Linked DNA regions of Homo sapiens: all the other regions are linked to region 2. A link is a loop called in an ENCODE intact Hi-C map of the cell type or tissue named here. Cell type or tissue: PC-3. All regions are shown on one strand.

The links. A loop is a pair of places that touch in the nucleus more often than their neighbours do. Peaks named below come from ENCODE experiments on the same cell type or tissue, not always from the same donor. Only the 100,000 strongest peaks of a DNase experiment are listed, where the experiment ranks them.
Region 1: it touches region 2 in a loop (5-fold over the local background); 5 of 110 quality-filtered maps call a loop at or near these places.
Region 3: it touches region 2 in a loop (4-fold over the local background); 3 of 110 quality-filtered maps call a loop at or near these places.

The regions. Positions count from the first base shown.
Region 1 is chr4:105,517,382-105,525,381 of GRCh38, forward strand. No RefSeq gene overlaps it. Among named protein-coding and RNA genes, the nearest start is that of ARHGEF38, 31 kb to the right of the region's middle. In PC-3, a CTCF peak has its summit at 3,633 (motif pointing right); a DNase peak (open chromatin) is centred at 3,650.
Region 2 is chr4:105,627,586-105,635,585 of GRCh38, forward strand. It overlaps ARHGEF38 (Rho guanine nucleotide exchange factor 38), which reads left to right. Exons shown (of 14, transcript NM_001242729.2): 4 at 3,313-3,460. Among named protein-coding and RNA genes, the nearest start is that of ARHGEF38-IT1, 70 kb to the left of the region's middle. RefSeq lists an enhancer at 5,427-5,496. In PC-3, CTCF peaks have their summits at 4,627 (motif pointing left) and 4,843; a DNase peak (open chromatin) is centred at 5,846; H3K4me3 peaks cover 309 bases; H3K27ac peaks cover 2,440 bases.
Region 3 is chr4:105,549,090-105,557,089 of GRCh38, forward strand. It overlaps ARHGEF38 (Rho guanine nucleotide exchange factor 38), which reads left to right and starts at 3,531. Exons shown (of 14, transcript NM_001242729.2): 1 at 3,531-3,872. The coding sequence starts at 3,677. LOC105377352 (a long non-coding RNA gene) reads right to left here and starts at 3,195. Exons shown (of 5, transcript NR_188418.1): 1 at 3,104-3,195. RefSeq lists enhancers at 6,139-6,688, 7,240-7,789. In PC-3, no CTCF peak of the experiment used is centred here; DNase peaks (open chromatin) are centred at 1,712 and 3,312; H3K4me3 peaks cover 2,520 bases; H3K27ac peaks cover 3,799 bases.

The DNA of each region.
Region 1 (8,000 bases), 110 kb before region 2:
TTAGAACCAGGCCACACAGCAGGAGGTGAGTGGTGGGTGAGTAACTTCATCTGTATTTGCAACCACTCCTCATTGCTCACATTAGGGCCTGAACTCCACCACCTGTAAGATCAGTGGTGGCATTAGCCTCTCATAGGAGCACAGACCCTATTATGAACTGTGCATGCAAAGGATCCAGGTTGCATGTTCTTTATGATAATCTAATGCCTGATGATCTGTCACTATCTCCCACCACCCCTAGATGGGACCATCTAGTTGCAAGAAAACAAGCTCAGGGATCCCACCGATTCCACAAGATGGTGAGTTGTATAATTATTTCATTATATATTACAATGTAGTAATAATAGAAATAAAGTGTACTATAAATATAATGCACTTGAATAACCAAGTGCACTTGAATAACTCAAAACCATCTCTCTGTCCTAGTCCATGGAAAAACTGTCTTCCGTGAAACCAGTCCTTGGTACCAAAAAGGCTGGGGACTGTAAAAAGCTTGGGGACTCTTGCTGTACAATATTGTCTTTCTGAGCTCTCCATGAAGCATCCCAAATGCCAATTTCCCAAACTATATTCACCCTAACTTATATATTTTATCACAGAGTATCTTACGTATTTTATCACAGAGTAAAAATCTACCTAAAAGTAAAATGTAATATCTACCATTAAATACAGGGAGACCAGCTTAATTTCTAAGCACAGAATCCTATTTCAACTCTGACTTAACTATCACTTTATTTCAATGTATTAATACCTATCTTCTGTTTCTTTATTATTGGGTTGGCTTCTCATTGGAATTCAAGTTCCTTAAAGGCATATTCACTATTACTTATCTTTAGATCCTTAGCCTTACTTAGTAAATAAATGATAAAATAGGACAAAGAGAAGGGAAGTTTTTTTTTCATAGCCAGGTAGTTTTGGCTGTCTGCTATAACTATCATTAGATAGAACATTTTACTTTATAAAAGCAAAATGGATCACTGTTAATAATCAGAGAAAACCTCAGAAGCTGATTGGCGATGATCTTTTATACATTTTGAGAATCATCAGTAAGCATTTTTGTACCTACAAAGCAAAATGTGCTGTACCAAGTGCTGATGTTATAAGCTCCCTAGAATGTCATGGTCTCCTGCCATTCACCATCTCAAAATAATCATCATACTTCAATATTCCATTTCTATTGCTTTTACCCCTTCATTTAGAAGTTGTAAAAATTATATTTATAATATAATAGAAAACATTATAATATAAAAATTATACATTCAAATATGTAAAATTAGATATCCTTCTGGTAACAAAAGTGTTACATGCCCATTGTAAAATATTTAAACAACGTAGAATGTTTACATAAAAAGTGTTACTTTTTCATAATCCCACCCCCAAGAGATAATTACAGATTTTCCTATGATGTACATTCTTCTGAGTTTTTAAAATACACATTCAAATACCTAGATGATGTATTTTAAAAAAATGTGATCAGGTAGTATATAGTTTGGCAACTTTTATCATTTCGGTAGTTATCTTTCTTTGTCAGCAGGTATAGATATAACTTATTATTTTAATAATTGTGTAATTTCCATAGATAGGTATGTTTTTTAATTGGCTCACAATTGATGAACAATTGAGTGGTTTCTAATTTTTGCTATGAAAACAGAGTTGCAATGACTACTTACGTAGATAAATCTTTCTGCATTTGTGCAACTTTTTCTCAGGAAAAATTCTTAGAAATAGAATTTTTGACTTGAAAATCATCAATATTTTAATTTTGAATGTAATTTTATTTTAAATAGATATTTCCAAACTGCTTTCCATAAAGTTATGCTAACTTGCATTGTAGAATGTAATGTTTACACTAGAATGGAATGTTTTCATCACTAGGCTCATCGTTTTAATATTTTCTAAGAAAAATATCTCACTGCTTGAATTTATATTTTTTCATTAGTAGTCAGATGTAGCATCTTTTCACATATTTGTTAGTTATTTGCATTTTTCTGTGGATTATGTTTTATGACTCTTGCCATTTTTATTTCCTGTAGTTATTTTATATTGTAATATTTCTTATAATTTACAGCAATTAACCCATAAATCACGTGTATTATGAATATTAATTCCTAGTTCATTGTTTCTATATCCACCTTCTTTAGAGTATAGTTTTATGTACTCTATTTTAATTTCGGAGATAGCTGAATTTATCTTTTTTTATAGTTTCTGGTTTTTATATCAAGGCTATGTAGAATTTTATCAATTTACGAATTATTTATCCATATTTACCCCTACTTTTTACTCTTTTATTGTTCCTTAGTTATGATTTTATATTCAAGATAAAAATAATCATTCTTACACACTTATTTCCTGTTACATCATTATACATTTCTTTTTCTTTTTTTCTTTTAAGACGGAGTTTGGCTCTTGTTGCCCAGACTGGAGTGCAGCGATCTCGCTCACCGCAACCTCCGTCTCCCGGGTTCAAGCGATTCCCCTGCCTCAGCCTCCCGAGTAGCTGGGATTACAGGCATGCGCCACCACACCCGGCTAATGATGTTTTTTGTTTGTTTGTTTGTTTGTTTGAGACGGAGTCTCGCTCTGTGGCCCAGGCTGGAGTGCAGTGGCGTGATCTCGGCTCACTGCAAGCTCCTCCTCCCGGGTTCAAGCGATTCTGCTGCCTCAGCCTCCCAAGTAGCTGAGATTACAGGCACGTGCCACCATGCCCAGCTAATTTTTGTATTTTTAGTGGAGATGGGGTTTCTCCATATTGGTCAGGCTGGTCTCAAACTCCTGACCTCAGGAGCCGCCCGCCTTGGCTTCCCAAAGTGCTGGGATTACAGGCGTGAGCCACCACGCCCAGCACAACATTATACATACTAAGTAACATAGTTACGTATTCTATAATTTGTGATTATAACTTTCAGAATAGAGAAAAACAGTTGTCCCTCAAGATCCACAGAGGATTCCTTCCAGAAACAGCGTAGATGCCAAAATCTAATTATGCTCAAGTCCCTGGTATAAAATGACATAGTATTTGCAAGTAATCTGAACATATCCATCTGTATACATTAAATCATCTCTAGATTACTTATAATACCTAGTACAATGTAAATATTCTGTAAATAGTTGTTATTCTAAATTGGTTTTGAAAATATTTTTAAATTTTTTGTTGTATTTTTTTCCAATAGTTTTTATTCATGGTTAGTTGAATTCGTGGACATGGAACACGCAGATACAAAGGGCTGACTGTATTAAAAAACGACATCTGAGAACTCAAGACAATACTTTCAGAAGAAAAATGCTGCAAATTTCGAAAACAGGTGAACTAAATATTAATAAATATTTGGTAATATTTATAAAGACAAAAGCATTTTGTTCCTTACAAACATTGGGCTTTTTGATATTCCGCTGAGTGTTTTATGAGCTGATCATAGGTGGAGATGCAGGTCAATTGAGCAGATCTTAATTAAGAGTCTTCACTTTGCCCAGTGTTGGGAATACAGCAGTATCAAGGCTTTGGGAAAAAAATCTGCTGGAGGCTGCTAAAGAAAGAATTGTACTTATTTCTTCCAAAACAGCCTCTCTTGTCTCTCTCCCTGGTCATGCACAGGAAAAACATGTAACTGTGATAATTTGGTAATCACCCGACACCACAAGAGGGAGCCAACAGTAGATCCTTACTGAGCTGACCCCCATGGATTGGAGAATTTAGAAGGGGAAAGAAATTTGCTAGTGGATGATGATTTTTAGCTGTTGAATCAAACCTATCCTGATCTATCTTTAAACTTGCCAGTTATTCAAACCAATAAATTCCTATAATTGTTTAAGCTAGTTTCTGTTACATCCAGAGGCATTCTACTCAATACAGTGGTTCTCTTATATAACTGCATTAATGCTGTATACTTCTTCATGTTGACTTTTTCTTTTTATGCTATTGTGATTATCATTTAACTTGTCTGTGTTCTCTTCAGAGTTTCAGCCAGAATTGTATCTATCTCGTAGACAATCCATACACCCAATACAATGTCCAATGGAATCTAGATACCTTAGCTATTTGCCAAAAGTCTGAGAAGAAACTATGCCATCAAGGAGCATTATGCTATTTGATTTCTTTTTTGTAATGTTACTATATGATAGAATTGTTACTGTTTTTTTGTTTTTGTTTTTGCAGATTTAGGAGGTACATGTGCAGGTTTGTTACATGGGTATATTGCACAATGCTTTGAGGTCTGGGCTTGTAATGATCCCATCACACAAGTATGGAACATAGTATCCAAGGTTTTTCAACACTTACCTGGCTCCCTCCTTACTTTTGGAGTACCCAGTATCTATTGTTTCCATATTCGTGTCCATGTATACCCAGTGTTTAGCTTTCACTTATAAGTGAGAACATGCAGTATTTAATTTTCTATTTCTGAATAAATTTACTTAGAATAATGGCCTCCAGCTGCATTCATGTTGCTGCAAAGGACATGATTTTGTTCTTTTTTTTATGGCTGTGTATTTGATTTCTTAACTTCCGTTTATTATGCACTATTTTCCTTAATTCATTTGTTTTCTTTTAAAACTATAAATACAGAAAAGCACATAGAGGCATGCATGAAACACCAACAATGAATAAATGTTTACACTGCATATCAAGTTGGACACCCCAATCCTAGTTCCCTCTCTTTGAATCCAAAACCAAATATTATCGTTATCTGCCATATAGGCTGGCTAGATTTTTAAAATAATATTGTTTTGTCTGGTTTCCAAAATATGTGCAAATGGAATTATACTCTACTTAATACTTGGAAACTTATTTTATACAGTCAACCTATGTGTTCCTGACATTTATCAATGTAAATTCACATGGCTTTTGCTTATTCATTTTAAATGCTGTGTTGTTTTGCATCATAGGAAGATACCATGTCTAACGTTTTCAGTTACCTGTTAGTGGAGATTTGCATTGGTTCTAGTTTTCACTATTACAAACAATGCATCAAATGGACATCTTTATGTATCTGATGAGAGCTTTTCTACAATAATAGGACTAAGCAAGAAATTGATGGTCATAGGATATGCACATTATCAAATATACTGGATATTGCCAAACTCTCTTGTTTCAAAAAACGGCTGCAAATTTTGAAATTTTTGTGTATTACAAAATTGCTTTCCAAAGTGGTTGCACCAATTTATACTTCCACCACAATCTAAAAAAGTAATCACTGGTCCACATCACTGCTTAATACTTGGTATTATTAATTTTTACATCTCACTAATCTGATAGGTATGAAATGATTCTTCATTTTCATTTTTTTTTTGCCCAGATTACTAGTGACATTATTATCCTGTTAGGTACTTACTCATCATTACGCTTTCTATTTTTGTGATTTGCCTGCTCATATCCATTGCCTATTTGGGGTAGAGGGGGTGTGGTTGACTTCTAAATCATTTTTCTAATTTGTCTGTAATAATTCATCATATATTTGATATAAATCTCTTTTTTATGTTGTGAATTACTTTTCCCTGTCTGACAATTATCTTACAGTTATGTTTATGATGACTTAAACTTTTACTATTAGAAGTTCACTACAAAATAGTCTTTTCTTTTTGGGGGGTTTAGTTAAAACATCCTTCCCTACCCCAATATAGTAAAAGTATTCTCATTTTTTAATCTAAAAATTTTAAGTTTCATTTTTCACATTTAAATCTTTAATCCATATGAAATTTATTTTGCTTAAGGTGTAAATCAGGGAAATCTTTTTCATATAATAAATCAATCACATCAACACTTTTCTCCGTTAATTTGTTTTTTTGTTTGTTTATTTGTTTTTGAGAAAGGGTCTTGCTCTGTCGCCCAGGCTATAGTACAGCAGCCACCGCGCCCACCCTTTCCTCTGTTAATTTGTAAAGCTTTCTCTACGATACACCACATTTCTTGTACACTTCCCTCTGTTTCTGGGCTTCCTATTCTATTCCACTTATCTATTTGTCTATGAACCAATATCACATTGTCCTGTAAATATTATGGTATCCTGTTGATATATGGTAAGACAAGTCTTTAAAATGGTCTTAACTATTCACAATACTTTACTCTCCTATATAACTTTTTTAAAACAATCAATTTCCATAAAAATATATTGCTGGGATTTTAATGAAATTTCATTTAATTTACAGATTAGTTCAGAAAATAGACACTTTTCTGGTATTGAATATTTCTATTTATGGGTATAATATGTCTTGTAATTTAGTTAGGTCTTCTGTCATATCTTTCAATAAAATTTTGTACTTTTTTCCAAAAAGATTGTGAACACCTTCTATTAGATTTATTCCTAGGTACATTTTTGGTTGTTGTTGGTTTTGTAAATTGTATCTTTTCAAGTTACTTTTTATGACCATCGTTGCTAAGTTCTTAGGCAAGCTATCAATTCTTTTATATTGGCCTTGTATTCAGCAAGTTAGCTGAATTATCTTAATTGCTTTAATGGTTGTCTTTTAAATTCTTAGATTTTCTATGTAGACAACCATATCATCTGACGGTCACAACTTTATTTCTCTTCTATTCTAATCCTTACACACACATCTTATTTATTTTACTTTATTTAGGTCTTTTATTATATGATGAATTGAAGCAGTGTTAACAGATATCTTTCACTTGTTCTTGTTTAAGTGTACTTGACAAAAGGTAAAATCATGACTCATGCAAATATAAAATGGGTATGTGTCAAGGATTTTGTTCAATTGATTAATTAATGGGAGAACCAAGAACATGTTAAAATGAGTTCAAAAAATACTTCAGGCCCGTCGCAGTGGCTCATGTCTATTATCTCAACACTTTAAGAAGCCAAGGCAGGCGGATCCTGAATTGAGTCCGGGAATTTGAGACCAGCCTGGGCAACATGGTAAAAACTCATCTCTACAAAAAATACAAAAATTAGCTGGGTGTGGTAGTGTGCGCCTGTAGTCCCAGCTACTAGGAAAGCTGAGGTGGGAGGATCAGCCTGAGCCTGGCAGGTTGAGGCTGCAGTGAGTCGTGAGGGTGCCACTGCACTCCAGCCTGGGCGACACAGCCAGACCCTGTCTCAAACACACACACACACACACACACACACACACACACACACACACAAAATCCTTTAGAGCTAAGGCAGTAAATATAGGCAATTTAATAAAGGAACTTTAGGATAAGATTGCTGGGTTAAATACAAAACTGGTTAATACCCTACAGAGCAATAAACCTTACTTTGAGGTTGTATCTTTCACTAAAGAGAAATTATTTTCATCTGTACTAGACAAATATCTGCAAGTTAATCTCTGTATTTACAGACTGTAAAACAGCACGGTCAATAGAAAAATTAACTAAAGGTGCAAACCCAGAACTGTGCCGAAAGAACACCTGGTATTCTTTTTTGCCCAATTCTAAGTTTTGGATAATTTTTCTGATGTTCTTTATATTAAAGAAAATGCTTATAAAATTTTACCATTAATTAAGGTGTTTGTGGAGTTTTTGGTAAATACCTTTTCAAGTAAGTTAAAGAAGTTTTCTTCTAATTCTGGTTTCTAAAAAATAATTTAGCACAAAAAATTAGCCGGGCATGGTGGCAGGCGCCTGTAGTCCCAGCTACTTGGGAGGCTGAGGCAGGAGAATGGCGTGAACCTGGGAGGTGGAGCTTGCAGTGAGCGGAGATAGCACCACTGCACTCCAGCCTGGGCAATAGAGCGAGACTCCGTCTCAAAAATATATATATAAATAAATAAATAATAATAATAATTTAGCATAAATGAGTAGTGCAATAAATACGTTTTCTGCATTGATTAACTTTTTTTTGCTTTTTCTCCTTTTCGTATGTTAATGAGGTGGACTATATTGATAATTTCTTGATGTTGAAATATCACTTTATTCCTCAGAAAACACTACTTGGTCATGACGTGTTATGTTATATACTGGTGACATTTATTTTCTAATATTTTATTTGAGAATTTTTCATTTATGTTCATAAGTGAAACTGCTCAGTACTTTTCTGGTTCTGTCCTTA
Region 2 (8,000 bases):
GCAGAAATTCTTGGGTTGTAGAATTTTTAAAAAGAAGAGCACACTAGTTTTATTTATTTTACAGGATTCTGGTGCCTTTGTGACAGGCAACCACAAGTGAAATTACCTTCAATGGTCTTGGCTTAGTCCCTCCTCTGCTCCTAATCATCCCCTCAAACCCACATACATTAGACAGAGCGGTTGTCCTTCACCACTAAAGAAATGCAGCCGAGAGTTATGTTACCGTGGAAACAGAATCACTTTTTGCTGCAAGACACACTGCTTCATCTGCACTATTATGAAGCAGAATACATTGGTAGGGCTGGGAGGGGAATAAAATATTCTGCCTGCCAGTGTTGTACTTGGCCTTTGGGGGAATAAATGACTTTCAATTAGAGTACTTAAATATCTTTTAACTTTAATAATTATTATTAGAGCCTCAACAGAATTTTACTTGGAAAAGAGTAAAAAAAAAAAAGATTCTTCTGTTAAAGTAAGAGCTATAAATTCTTTCAAACTACACCACTCCTGTTAAAGAAAATGCAAGAGAATTTACAATTAATGGGTTCATTGTGTATAAAGATAAGTGTTTTAGCTCTTCTTTGTTTTTTGACTTTCTAATTTGATCACCTTGTGGATTTGTGAGATTGTCCTTACCTCTTTCCTTTTTTGGTCTCTGCTTTTAGCTTCTTTGTAGTAAGCACACTTATTTACAGCTTCATCTTGTGTTGGGCTGTGTGTATGCAGGTCCACTGTTGTTGACTTGCTGCTGAGCGTCCAGCTAAGTCTGTGATCTAAGCCTGTCACCAGTCCCACTTCTGGGCCCTCCCAGCCAAAGCCACTAGTTCCCATTTGCTACCTGGTTCTGCTACTGGGAGGCTCCCTTCCCTAAATTCAGTCACGGTTCTATTTTGTTTTCTTTCCTCTACTTGATAGCTCTTACTGTTTGTGTTGTTATCAGTGTTGAAGAACAAATCCATATGACCTACACTAGTTGAAGGATGAACTCTATAGGATATCAGAAACAAAACAAGAATCCTGTGTCCTTCAGCTCCAAAGATGCTCACAGTTATTGAGTTTTCTTATAGGCCCCCAGAAAGCACTACTAAAACAAACAAACAAAAATCTTAAAACACACACACACATGCACACAAACACACACACACTCACATGTGTGCACATTATCTCACATTACCTCAGAGTCTAACTATAAGCATATAATCACAGGAAAATCCCACATCATGAAAAGGAAAAATATTTTATTGGCTGTAAATAAATTAGAAAAGAATGTGATACTTTAAAAGTGTTAGTGTTTTAATTCTAGAGGTAGCAAAGCAACCTTAAGAGACAAATGACAATTCTTGAGCAACTAGTCAGTGGCGGGCACTTTTTATATCTATCACCCCATTTCATTCTCAAATGAATCTCAATGGCTACTATTATTTTTATTTTGCAAATAAAATGAAGGCACTAAGACTCAAATAATTTATTTTAAAAAAAATCATTCTCCGATTGTATAATTCATCCATGTAACCAAAAACGACTAGTACCCTAAAAGCTACTAAAATTTTAAAAAGTCATTCTCAAATTCCCCACACAAACCCTAAATTGTTTCTGATTTCAAGTTTAGTGTTCTTTCCAAGTGCATCACCTCATACAGTGCTCAGCAAAGCTCTGAATTGGGTGGCTGGGGAGGGGTATGTGCTAAAATCCAGGGAAAAAATAAGAATACAGCCTCTAATTCTGCCTTTCCACCTCTAGACAGGACTTCGGGAAAATCATTTATTTGTTTCAAATTCAGATTTATTCATCCTGAATTAATATGGATAAATAACCTTTTATCTCTTCATGCAAGTAGGAAGTTAATGTGTGAAAAACATGTTGAAAATACTAAGGGCACTTTTATTTCTGTGGAAAGAATGACTTACTCCTGTTAACTATAATAGGTCCAGATTAATAGGTCCAGATCACTGTCAATCTATTCAGCCATCCCAATTAATTCAGCCACCAAATCATTATTAGTCTCAAATCTGCAATGTTTTGAGAGCTGACCCTGTCACATATTGCTTGGATATCTGCCAAATAATTTCTATAGTGTTGGGTTGAGTAGTGGATGCATAATACTTATCTTTAAGTAATGAAGTGTGGATCAAATCAAACTATCGTCCAATATCTAATTTAGTCACCAGTTATAGACCCTATTTCATCATAATACCAAAAAGGATTCATTAAATGCCTGGATACAATTAGTCTAAGTTGCTTTACGAAGATACAGTCATAACCTTTGTTCATGGTATTAAACTGATTTTTAAAATAATGATCTATTTTATTATCACATAGAAGGAAATATTTTATTTCTCTAAACTCCATTGCTTGCCTTTCAGAGAGCCTCAGGAAATATTAGTGGAGTAAATATTGAAAAATACTTACCCAGCACTTGAAATTTCACCTTCTGTGTCTCTTATAAATTAACAAAAAATTGCTTCATTTTGAGTATTTCATATGTATTTACTATACTATGAACTTTACAAATACCACCTCTTTTACTTTTTACAATGACTCTCTAAAATTGAATCTATTGGTGTCATCAGGTTTAAAGAGTAAAAATAACTTGCTCAAGTCAAAGTGCCAGTCTGTAGCACAGCCTGACTCAAATCCGTGCACACCAACTCTAAACTGCAACTCTTTTTTTTTTTTTTTTGAGATAGAGTCTTGCTCTGTCACCCAGGCTGGAGTGCAGTGGTGCAATCTCAGCTCGCTGCAACCTCTGCCTCCCGGGTTCAAGCGATTCTCCTGCCTCAGCCTCCCGAGTAGCTGGGGCTACAGGTCGCCTGACACCAAGCTGATTTTTGTATTTTTAGTAGAGACGGGGTTTCACCATATTGGCCAGGCTGGTCTCAAACTCCTGACCTCGTGATCCACCCACCTCAGCCTCCCAAAGTGCTGGGATTATAGGCGTGAGCCACTGCACCTGGCCACACTGCAACTCTTAACCGCAATTCTGCACATCAACCTTGTGTGTAAAGTTGCCTTTGAGAAAACCAGCTTTCTTTTGCTGCCCATCTCTGATAACTTGTTCATCCTTTGTTTTATAAAAGAAAAAAAAGAAAAGACAGAAAAAGAGAAGGAGCAAAGAAGGAAAGCAGGGAGAGAAGGAAAAAGGAAAGAAAAGGAAAAAAAAATCACTCAATGTTTTCCACCCTCCCTGAATAACCTGGGGATAAAGTAGATCCCATCCAAGTTTTTGACACGAGTCGACATTGTTGAAAATAATCATGTGAAGTGCCAGCTTTGTCTGATGATGTCATTTTGCCTTTGTTTTGCATTTATCAGGAGAAGTATTCTTGCAGATTAAAGGGCCACTGGAAGATATTTATAAAATCTACTGCTATCACCATGATGAAGCACATAGTATACTGGAGTCCTATGAAAAGGAAGAAGAGCTGAAGGAACATTTGAGCCACTGTATCCAGTCCTTAAAGTAAGGCCTTTTCAAATGATGATTCCCATCTCCTCTCAGTTGCCTAGCAGGGAACATTTTAAATGGATGTAGATGAAAGGTCTCACATAAATCCTATGTTTTATGAGACTTGCTGGGAGCTCTGCTTTGCATTCCCTTTATAAAAAGCTGACATGCCAGAAGCCCTGATTGACTTTTTTTCCCCCTGCGAGAATGACTAAAAATAACATGGAAGAAGATTTAGAGCTCTGCAGCGATTGAAAAATGCAATATCAAAATATAAAATGTGGAAGAAAAGCCTCTTCTTAAAGCTATTGTAACTTGCCTGGCCCCACGTAGTTCAAGGATTATGTGAGATAACACGTGGCCCCATGACCACTGGAGCACATGGGTTAATGGAGTTAGGGGAATGGCCTACAACTCTGCATGGCCGTCTTCTTTCCCCAAACTCACTGTGGGGAGATGGGTGAAGACAAGTCAGGCCTTGTTAAAGTTAGTTTCAGAACAATTACTCATGCCTTCCTTTCTCATCCCTAAAACATTGGTGGGGGAGCTACACAATGTACTTTTTCTTTTCTAGAGGAAGTATCTATTCACTGTGAAAATCTGAAAAATATAACAAAGTATGTGTAAGATAAAAACCCCTTGCTATTTCACTATTAGCCCCTTTCTTCTTAATAATCATTTTCTTCTGATATTATTTATATGTATAAATGTGGGTATGTGTTTGGATTGATTCTTTTAAATGGAATTGGTATCTTTCTGAATATGCAGTTTCCTATCACATGAAGCTTAAAGCCAAAATCACTACCATACTCCACATCTTACCCAGTGGCTCTCTTACAGACTCTCACTTGTAAGTAGTATCCACTGTCAAATAATTTTGATTAGACCAGGAATTAAACAACCACAGAGAGCTGTGGTGTATAAGTCAATGTACACCCGTCTGATCCTGTAGCACACCTCCCCCGTTTACTCTGTGTGATAGGGGAAAGAGGGATCCCCAACGGGGATGGGGATGGGGATCCTAACGTGGTACAAGAGGTTTTTAGCTGCACTAAATTGAAATCATGATACTACTCTGGAGGAGGCGTTTCCCGGCTAGAATTGGGTCTGAAAGTGAGTTTAAAATGAGCCCAGTGAATTTTTTTTTTAAATAAATAAAATTTCAACTTTATTGCCGTCTACTGGTCATTAAATTACTGCAGTTTTAAACCATTCTTCATGCTATGGAAAAGAATTCAAGTCACCAAATCTTAAGCATTTATTTAGTGTTTGTGCTGTGTCAAGCGTAGTTCTGGGGGCTAAGTATACAAAAGTAAATAAGACTTAGATTCTGCCCTAAGGAACTCAATATGATCAGTTAAGTCTTAAATATAAGATGTAATGAGCAAGTAGCTCTAGTTAATTATTTCTATTTTCAGTTTAGGTTCAGTGTTAGTATATCAATTCAGAGAAACATTCAAATTTGAAGTTGTGTTCATTTTAATAAATTCATATATTAGAAGCACAGTCCTCTAAATGTTCAGCTGTTTTATTCTTTGGGAAAAAAAAGGAAATGGTGTTATCCTGGGTTTGAATGAACACCTTTCCTACCTTAAACAAGTGGCAAGATCTGATCCAATAAAAGCTGGAGCCATTTTCCTTCTTCGGGTTCTAGAACTAAGCGTGAGAAATGTCACAGAAAGTGAACATTTAGCACCTTTGATCAAACCCCACCCAATGCCAGCCCTGGGGATGGAGGTCCTTGCCTGAAAAGAATGTGGTGCCTCTACTTTAGGCATGCGCTTCTAACTGTTCACCAGAAGTGGAGCAGTCTGTTCAGAGAGGAAAGAACATCAGTTTACTATTCATTAAACTTTTAACTTTTAAGAGAAAGAAACAGACCCTGCCAGAAGATTCCACTAGGCAGTATAGCCCAGTATCATATCCCCACAAAGCAGCTAAAGGCAGAGGTGATTTTAGAACCTCATGAAGTCTCAGTTACTGAAAATTATTTTCAGACCCAATGGCTTATTTGGTCTTTTTCTGCAAGTTTCAGGTAATTCCCCTGGCCATGCCCCAAATTTTGAGTTTAGAGCTATTCTGATTTTAGGTAACAGTTGCAGGCACTGGAAGGTGTTAAGGTTTAGAAAGCAAAAAAGCCAAAAGAAGCAGTATTGGCACAACTATTTCTTAAGGGAAAGAAAATCAAATAAAATAGCTGAAGTTAGAGCTATTTTCCCAAAAGTTGCCTTTCCATGAAAATAAAGTTAATGATGGATTGTACTGGTCTGCCTGAAGGCTGAGGGCAGTAGAATTATTGACATTACTATAATACTGACCTCAATCGAGCTAACCTTTAAATTCTGAGAAACAGGTTTTCAAACAGGTTTATAGGCCAAAGAGAGTCTGGAACACCCTAAGGGCTTGGTTTTCCTGGCCAAGTAATCAGTCAAAGCTATTACTGTCACTCTGCCTTTTCCTTGTGGCTAGATAACACAGCCCAAGTGCAGTTGCCAATTTCTAATGAATACTAGGTGTGGCCTCCATTTTATCCTGTGCAAGGGGATATTGGAAATCTTTGTTCGAAGCAATATCCACGAGAGAGGTGGCTTCATGCCTCAGAAGTTAAGGTGGATTTTAAAGCAATTTAGGCTGCTTTTTAACCAAAATTACAGTATGTTTATTGAGGGCCTAATAAATATTTAATAAGAGTGCTAAATAATGTTGAAAATATTTTTTAAAAATATATAAGCATAGTTCTTGCCTCTCAGGAACACAAACCCTAGTTGAGGAGATAAACAAAACCATGTGGAAAGTTTAATAACAATACAAGAATTAATTTAAATAACACCAGAAGCTTTCACAGTGGCTGCAGTTCAAGACTAATTCCCAAAAGAGTAGTAGAGATATTACCTGGTTCTGTAAAAGACCCAAGTTTCTAACTTTCAATTATTCTTTGAAGCCAATTATCTTTCAAAAGAGAGAATAATGTTGAATCCTTTCATAACGTGAGGGCAGTGTTTTTCTGTGTGGAGTTCCCTTGCGCCAGATCCACCAGGATGGTGTATTAAAAGTACAGATTCCTATGCTCTGCCTCAGACCAAAAAAAAATACTATTTCTGGTGGTCCAGTTCAGGGTCTGCTCTTTTAACAAGCCACCTCAGGTGATTTTCCATACACACTCAAGTTAAGAACTAAATTAGTGGGAGAAATCATACTTGCTGCTTTCCCTGAAGCAGGTGGGTTTTTTCATCAATATAGATACAATCTAAGCAGTAACTACAGAGTTTGGAGACCTTCAAAAAGAAAAGATTCTAAGGCTCTCCAAAAGCAAATACACATCTGCATCTATAGCCTACAAATTGGAAATTAGCAAGTTTTTATTTATTCAACAAAAAGTTTTGACAGTCAAATTAGTGACCCCTAAGATTGTGTGAAATACTGTATTAAAATAGTCTCCAAAGTTATGGAAGTTATTTGCTAAAGATCTTATTACTTAGCCTTCTTGGGGTTATTTAAGGTTTCTGATCTGTATGAGGAATGTGAAAGATAGCGTGGCTATAAATGCAAATGTAGCTATAATTAGAATAGCCTGTCTGTTGCCTCCTTTTTCTGCTTTTCCATTTATAAATACCACTAAAGTCCCTGCTGCATTTCAGAGGCCCCAGAGATCTGTTTATTTTGTAATAGAAAGAGAATGAAGGGGATTTTCTAAGTTTTTGATGGATGGAAGACACATTTCTAGCTTCATGTCTAGTTGTTATAAATGTATCTGTATTTTTCTTCTTGCTAATCAAGGCCATCATCCCCAGGAGGAAAACTTCTAACTTCTAGTCATCTGGGCACTTTGGCTGCTCACATTACTCCTGGAGCTTCTCCATTCAGGGAGGAAGCTAAAAGCTCATGCAATGCAAAATCCAAAGGAATACATTTCAATTTGTTCACCACATTTTATACTCATTATTCTAATGGAGTGTTCCAAGTAAAAATTAAAATCACTTTTGGAAAGCCCTTCAGTTCCTTGTTATATGGCATCATGTTTGAACAAAGACTATAATCCTTAAGGAATAGTCACATAAAAACTTGTTAATTGTGAGTCAAAGTATAATGTGTTCATGAGGGTAGGAGGTATAGTGATAAATATATTAAATTACTTTATCCCATAAAAGGGTAAATGGACACATTTTAAATTCTTCCTTCCTGAATTGCCCTTGGTTGGGATTAGCTTCTGCAAAGTTTCAGCCTAAAAGAGATTTTTTTAAAAATGATGAACAAATAAAAAGATGTTATAATATAGTGCCACTACTCCACAGATTGTTGTTTTATCCTACTGGAAAATCTCTCAGATTCCCTTTCATAAAGCGTTATACTACATAAACACAATGTTTAATTTATGTTATGATATTTAGGTTTTACTTGGCTAAAATAAATGAAATAGAAAAAAAAACCCCATGTTTTCTGTAGGAGTTAAAAGAATAACCTTCTCTTTCAACTTCAATGTATGTGTTTTGATTCCTAAATGATCACATTATTCACTTATTGGTTTGCATGAAAAATTGCATTTTTATTTTTATTC
Region 3 (8,000 bases), 78 kb before region 2:
ATACATTTAAATGTCTTAATATCAATATTTTATTTATTTAAGTAATATCAACCTTCTGTATTAAAGCATTTTTATACCTTTGCTTAGAGGCCTTGCTTCTCCAGTCTCATTGATGCTCTAGAAAGATGCCCCAGTGTTAAAGCACTCAAAATCTCTTTGACCTGGCTGTTCTCATTTCTAGCAAAACTAAGTCATTAAGTCATGTTTTATGCTAGGGATTCTAAACACACTGGCTTAAGAAATGTCAAGGAGATAAGCAAGAGAACTGTGAATCTGTATGTAAATTAAGCACCATCTGTTAAATCCACTAGAACTGTATTCGCAACAAGAACTCCAATTAACAATAGCTTAGGGAGGGGAGATTTATTTGACCCTCATAACAAGTCTAAAGGTGAATGACTACTGATGTTGGTTCCATAGGTCAATGGTATCAGAGCCCATGGATCTCTTGGTCTTTTCTCATGGACACAGGAGGGCTGTGACTGCTCCGTGCATTACCCCTGTGATCAGTCTAGAAGAAGGGGGAAGGTTGAAGCCAGATGAGACTGCCCCTTTTATTGGAGAACCAAAAGCTTTCCCAGGATCAATAATCCACCCCTTATTCTTTCAGACTATTATAAAGGTCCTATTTGCCAGGACCGGGGTTACATGGCCAACCCTAAGAGAAAGGGAGATAGAAAAAAAATAGGAAAAAAGATTATCGTTGATTGGCTAAGACTAATGCTGCCTTGAACAAGAGAAGGGTTCTGTTGGCAAAGAATAGCATGGGGGTAGGAGGCGGTAAAAATGAAGACCAAGTAAGCAACCAACAGTGTCTGCCTGATTCCCTGATTGAATAGAAGATTGTTCTGAGAGAATTTATCTATCATTCTTAAATTTTACATTCAAAATAATGTGAATAAATAAAATATGTATTTACCACTGAACTCATAGTAGCTGTTATGTATCTTAATAACTGGTGAAAATAAAAAACATAGTCAGGTGCTGTATAATGATGTTTCAGTCAAAGATGGACTACATATACAATAGTGGTCTCATAATATTATAATACCATACTTTTACTGTACTTTTCTATGTTTAAATACGTTTAGAGATACAAATACTTACCATTGCATTACAATAGCCTATGGTACTCAGTACAGTAACAGGTTTATAGCCCAGGAGCAATAGGCGGTACCATATAGCCTAGACATGTAGTAGGCTATACCATTTAGGTGTGCGTAAATGCATTTCATGATGTTCACACAATGACAAAATTGCCTAATAATGCTTTCCTCAGAATGTATCCTTGTTGTTAAACAATACAGGATGGTATAATGAAGCTACGTTTAAAGAAAATATATTCCATAATGTTCACACAATGACAAAATTGTCTAATGATGCTTTTCTTAGAATGTATCCTTGTTGTTAAACAATACAGGGTTGTATAATGAAGCTATTACAATAAGTTCTGCTATAACACTTGTTTTGAAAATACAAATTTGTTCCAACAAGATTGACATATTAGGGAATTGTTTGAACATAACACAATTTCGCATTTGTTTGTGTGTGATTTTGTCTACTTGAAACACTAGTCGAATGCAGAAAACTACCCAGATGACCTGAGCCACATAAGAATACACAAAACTCACACAGGTACAATCCTCAAACCTTACCAGTGACCTCAGTTCACTGCCTGAGTTATGAGCCACACCCATCCACATCTGGTGTAATAAATTTCCCCCGATTTCAAATAATGCTTCTTCTGCCATTTCACAACCCTTAAGCTGTGACCTTTCTGAGGCCCATTTCCACAAGCAAATGCCGTGTCTTTTTCAAGATAAAGGGTTATATTTGCTGTAGTATTTATGCATTTCTTAAGCATTTATCATGTGTAAATTCTTGCTACCATTTTTATTAGGTCTTGATCTGATTTTTATGGTCCATTGACAAAGTTTCTGAGTGCTCTGTCCTAAACCTCATGTTACCCATTAAGTCCTGTAGTTTTAATTGAACTTTTTTTTTCAGTGATACCGTATCTAAATAAATCCCTGGTGGTTACCAGGTGAATATAAATAAGTGTGTATATGCATACATACATTCATACATATATAATATTCGAACACAATTGAGGCATTTTGACATAAATCCAAAAAATTCCTTTTATATTTTAGAGGTAAATAAGCCTTTAAAAGTATTTATTAAATGTACTTGGGAGGATTTATTCAAAAAAGACTATCAATTATATTAAATAAAAGCCATTCAATACGCCAAGCTATATATAGATGTCTCCATAGTGGGTGAAGATGTGTCATTTATCTTTTAAGATAATTATGCAAACTATATTGAGCACACACATCCTGAGCTGGGAAATGACTTTTACATCTTTCTCCTCATTTATAAATCTTTTCCAACAGAAGTTATGCAAGATTCAGACTGGTCAGCACAGAGCTGGATTTTGGTGGTCCCTTTACAATAGGAGAGAATCCATTTTCCTCCTTAGGGTCTTTCTTTTCTTTAACGAAGGCATACAGAGCACTCAGCACATTCCCAGAGCTTCTTAGAATTTTTCCCTTGAGAGATCTCAGGAAATATGAGGAAAAACAACTTCAAAAAAATTAATGAAAGGCCTATCACTGTCTGCCTTTCTCTCTTTTAATCCCTGCCCTATCCTTTCTACTTTCTAGAAGTGTAGTGCCCCTTCAGTTTCAAACATTTTTCCTCTCCTTAAATTCCCAAGGTGGGATGCCCTTTTCTGGCACTCCGTCTATGAAAGGGACAGGGAAAAGATCTTATAGAAACTGAACCCTGACACGGGGCTTATTTTCCTAAGGACCAAAACATAAAAGGACAGGGTGGGACCATGGAAGGATTAATTTCAGGCAAGGGCAGCCTGTGGAGAGTGAGAAATCTGAAAAGGCTCTAGGCTTCTATGGGCATTCCCCTCCACTTCTTCTGCCTGCTGCCAGATGACTCTCACATGTGAATCCTTATTTCCTCAGGAATGCGGATCAGGGTTTGGCAAGTATGTTTTCAGTAAATAATTGCTGAATGTTCAACGCTTAAAGGCAGAAGCATAACTTTGAGTGTGCACAGTAATCACTGAAAATGATTCTGTACTCACCGTTTTGATGCAAATGCAAATTCTCATAGCCCCTGCACTGACTCCGTGGGTCACCTGTGAGTAACTCTAGCCAAAAGCCACGCACAAGCCCTGGTCTGCCTCCAGGCAGCAGACCACAACACAGTGCCCTGAGTGCACCTGCACACACCCATGGGCACACATTAAACCCATAAACGGCGGGTTATGCTAACGTGTACTTCCTTCCTCACTGCCTCACCTTGTTCATTTTCCTTTTTCCCCACCCCTCACCCCATACAATAGGATTTTTGTTTGCTTCAGTAGCATGTGACAGCACAGTCCCTGCTTTGCCTAGCTCTGTGCTGCAAGTCTCTCAGGTAACAGGTGGCAGCTTCCCCTGTTGGATTCTAGGTTTAAAAAAGAATGACCTCATGTGGGTGGAGCTCTGGGACTTCGTAGAGGTGGTGGCAGTCACAGCCAGGTAACCCTGGAGTGAAGCGGTTTAGTTAGAAGGGAGCAGATAAACTCGTCACTCTAGTAGCTTTAACCCTCACCCTGAGGCACCTTAGCAATCAGCCATTGCCTGCAAGCCTCCAAAGCTTGTCTTTGCCTAATATGGAGCCCAAAGAAGCCACTGGGAAAGAAAACATGGTCACCAAGAAAAAGAATCTGGCCTTCTTGAGGTCTAGACTCTATATGCTGGAGAGAAGGAAGACTGACACTGTGGTTGAGAGCAGTGTTTCTGGGGACCACTCTGGCACCTTGAGGAGGAGCCAATCTGACAGGACCGAATACAACCAGAAATTACAAGGTAACCAAAAAGAAATCAATTGTCCCAGTTACTGCACTCCCAGCTCCATTTCTGCTACGTTTCCAATTGCAAAGAAAACACACAAGGCAGAGGGGAAAATTGAATACCACCTCTCCTTCCCACAAAATAAGAAGATGAAAGTAAATGTGACCTATAAATTATAGGGAAAAAAATTTATTACGTGATTCAATGTTAAAGAGTCAATTCCGAATTACTCTTAATATTGCTGTGTTTTTCTTTTTTTTTTCCTGGTGAGGGTAATCATTTTTCTTCTAACTTCCTCTTTTCTTCTCCCTTCTCTACCCAACTTAAGAAGTGGGAAACACTGGAAAGCAAATGAGTTAGAAACCTACAAAAGATTGTTTATCTCAATGGGTAGATATGTGATATTACACCATGAGATATATCTAGGTAATGGTACTGAACTATGATTGTGGTTATCTTAAATAGGGGCATGAAACTATAATCGTGTCTGTGACAAAGAAGGAATGTTATAGTCAGAGAGACGGTATAAAAAGATTTGCTGAAATTCACTTAGGTGATTATTTCCTTTGAGTAAATTGAATAATACTCAAATATGGTAAGAAATGTTTAGCATGCTTATTTTGAATGACATTTGAGGAAATAACTTCAGTTTATTTTGTGATGGTACAAAGATAATTTGGCACAGTTATGATAGCACATCATTTGTTTCAGGGCCTTAATCTATATCCTGTCCTATCTATCCTTTCTTTCTCTCCTGTTTCCTGAAGGTCATTTGTTCTAGTAAAATTTCATTTTGATGTTGATATTGGGCAGCATTTTAAGTCTTTTCTTCGGTACTTGTTATGTGGTCCTCCAGAACTTGCCTCTCCTGCTTTTAGCACAAGGTGTGTCTGAACTCTCATCATCCCACTGTGAGCTGTCGTTTTGGATTTAAAAACTGTGATGAGGTCAGAAAGACCGATAGGACATGCTTATATTTAACAAATCTCTTTCCACAAATATGAGCTTAGATTTAGTTATGCAAATTAATTAAGTTAAATAAGTTAAATTAAATGCATTTAAATTAAATCTAAAAATTATTACTATAAGTTAATGTGTAAAAATAAAAAAAAAATTACCAGTAGTTCAGCACTAAAGCACAGCATCAATCTTATCCTCAAATACTTTTTTTTTAAAATGAGGGAGAGCATTGTTTAATCTTTGAAATTAATTTTTCTCCAAGCAATAGATACATTGGAAAGAATGGATGTCTTAAAATTTCAACTTTTATTTTAGATTCAGGGGGTATATATGTGTGTTTGTTACTTGCGTATTTTGTGTGATGCTGCGATTTGGGGTACAAATGATCTCATCACCTGGGTACTGAGCATAGTACCCAGTAGGTGGTTTTTCAGCCCTTGCCTCTGTCCGTTTCTCGCCACTCCAGTAGTCTCCAGTATCTATTGTTGCCACCTTTATGTCCATGTATGTCTAATGTTTAGCTCTCACTCATAAGTGAGAACATGCAGTATTTGGTTTGCTGTTCCAGCATTAATTTGCTTAGGATAATGGCCTCCGGTTGTATCCATGTTGCTGTAAAGGACATGATTTTGTTCTTTCTTCTGGCTGTGTAGTATTCCATGATGAATATGTACCATGAGAATTTAAAATCATACACATTTAGTTTCTAAACCTGGTTCTTCAACTTACTACCAATTAGAACTTGAGCAAATTACTTGAAATATCTGAGCCTCAATTTTCCTGTCTGTGAAAGTGGGACTAATGATACTTGCCACATAGTGTTGTTGGGAGATTGAAATTAGATAATTACAAAACATCTAGTATACTGGCTGATAAATTTTAGGAATAATGGGTACCATAATGATAAAACAGAACTTGCCCAATATTAATCGAAGTTTGTATACCTTATTTCTCTTTTTCAATTCTTTTTTGTCCTTTGATAAAGAGACCACATCTAGAAATTCAGGAAAAGCCCATTGCTTTATCCCTAATGACATGTTTTTTCTGTCTGAGTTTCACTAATTCAGCATCTATCAGAGTCTCCATTAGCAAAATAAAAACAGAAAATAATTTTTGCTATTCACAAATTTTTGCTTACTAAATTTTCCTAAAAAAATAAGTCTATGACCACACAAGAGAGCAGACATGGGTTGGTTACTTTGCAGAAGACCTCAGACTTCTTACGCACTTCATTTGATTTGTGGCTTTCCTGTGCTCTGTTGGATTCTTTGAAGGTGGAAGGCAAAACTCAGCAGTTAATACATGCTTCTAGTCTGTGCTTGAGAAAAATCACCAAGAAGTATAGAGGAGCACATAAGCCATAAAGATAGGCTGGCCTCCTGAGAAGTAACATCTTAAAAACGTAACCCTTAAAAGAATCCAAGTCTGATTATCGAACGCCTAATAGAGCTTTTAGCATGGTTCGACTAGAACAGGGAAGGCGACAAGGGAAGGCATTTTCTCATTAATGTTCAAAGCAATCAGTTCTGTGCGTTTGTTCTCTGGCCTGTACGATACCCATTATTATGCAGATGAGTCCTAAATCACCTTAAGAAGCTCTTTATTATTCAAATGCCGAGAGATTTTCCTCTCCCTTTCTTGGAACTGGTGGTCCCTGGGAGGCACTGAATAAACACCTGGACTGGTTAGAGCCCTCAGATAGATGGCCTAAAGCTCTTGTGAGGTCAAAGAGTGCTTTCAAATACTGGAATTTCTGGCAACACCACATTCCTCAAATTATTTAGCTGGTTATTTAATTAGTTATTTAATTGGTTGTCCTTCAATGCTATATTACCTGAGTAAAATTCACTGCTCTAACTCTCTGGGGAAGCAAGTTCTCTGGGTTCCGTAAAATGTAAGATTTTTCTTTGGTGCTCTTGAGCTTGTCTTTTAACTCATGATACCTAGTCTATCTGTTCAATTCAATTTCTCACATCACTTTAGTAGCATGAAACTTAAGTTGTAATAACAATTTTAAAAATGGTACACTGGCTGAATTAAAACGATAGAACATGGCTCTAACCAGGACATCCTAAAACCTTTGCAGAAGATTGTGATCACATCAACATAGTCATTCCTACTAAGCCTGGAGTTGTATAATAATAGAAAGGCCACCCTTAGGCTCCCTTACTCCTTGAACAGATTAATTCAGTTGACTAGCATTTATTGAATATGTTATACCTTGTTCTTTGAAATTAATTTTTCTCAAGGCCCTTGATACATTGGAAAGAATACAAATTGTAAAATCATACACATTTGGTAAATTGACATTTATTGAATGTTTTAGATGCTGTGTCTTGAGGGTTACAATGAACAGCAAAAACAGAATATGTGCCAGGAATTACAACTACAAAATCATCAAGAAAACATGTCTGACCTTTACTCCAAAGAGGCTCAAAGTCTGGTTGGGAAAGATAAGACAGGTAAACAAATAAATACAATAAAGTGGCATGATAGAAGTGGAGGTAGGATCAGTGGGTCCACAAAAGGAGGAAACGGTCTATTCAGGACTGCATGAAGGAGGTTGTCAGAAAATGGTGTCTCTAAGAAATGGTAAGGGTAGGGATGAGGGAAGGTACAGGTAAGAGAATGGCATTTTAACCTCTTCACTGTATTTAGCTCTGTCTGAAATGGTTTTTGTTTCCTTGTTTATCACCTGTTATTGACTGTTGTTCCCCTCCCTTTTCTCTCCCTCCCCGCTCATACACCATGAAAGAAACCCTATCTGTCTTGTTAACTGTTGCATCTCAGCAGCCCAGAATACAGTAAACACTCAGTAACTGTTAAATAGAGTGAATGACTTGAATGATCAGGCCCAAGCAGGAAACTGGTGTGAAGAAAGACACCATGGCCTGAAATAAGAGCCATTGTATTTATCTAAATATGTGAGGACACATGTTTCTATCAGAAAGATGATTCTTCAGTTAAATGAACATCAGAGATTAAAATGTACAGAATTTATATAATAAGTAATTCTTAGTGGAAGCCTGTTTCATTCCCAACTCGACCTTTCAGAGCACACAACAACCATATTTCAAAAATTCCTCTTCTATTAGTGACAAGAGCCATCTTAACTTCCACTAGCTCAATTCCTCATTTCCATTCTACTGGGAGCCATAGAAATTACCTAAATACAAGAAATTT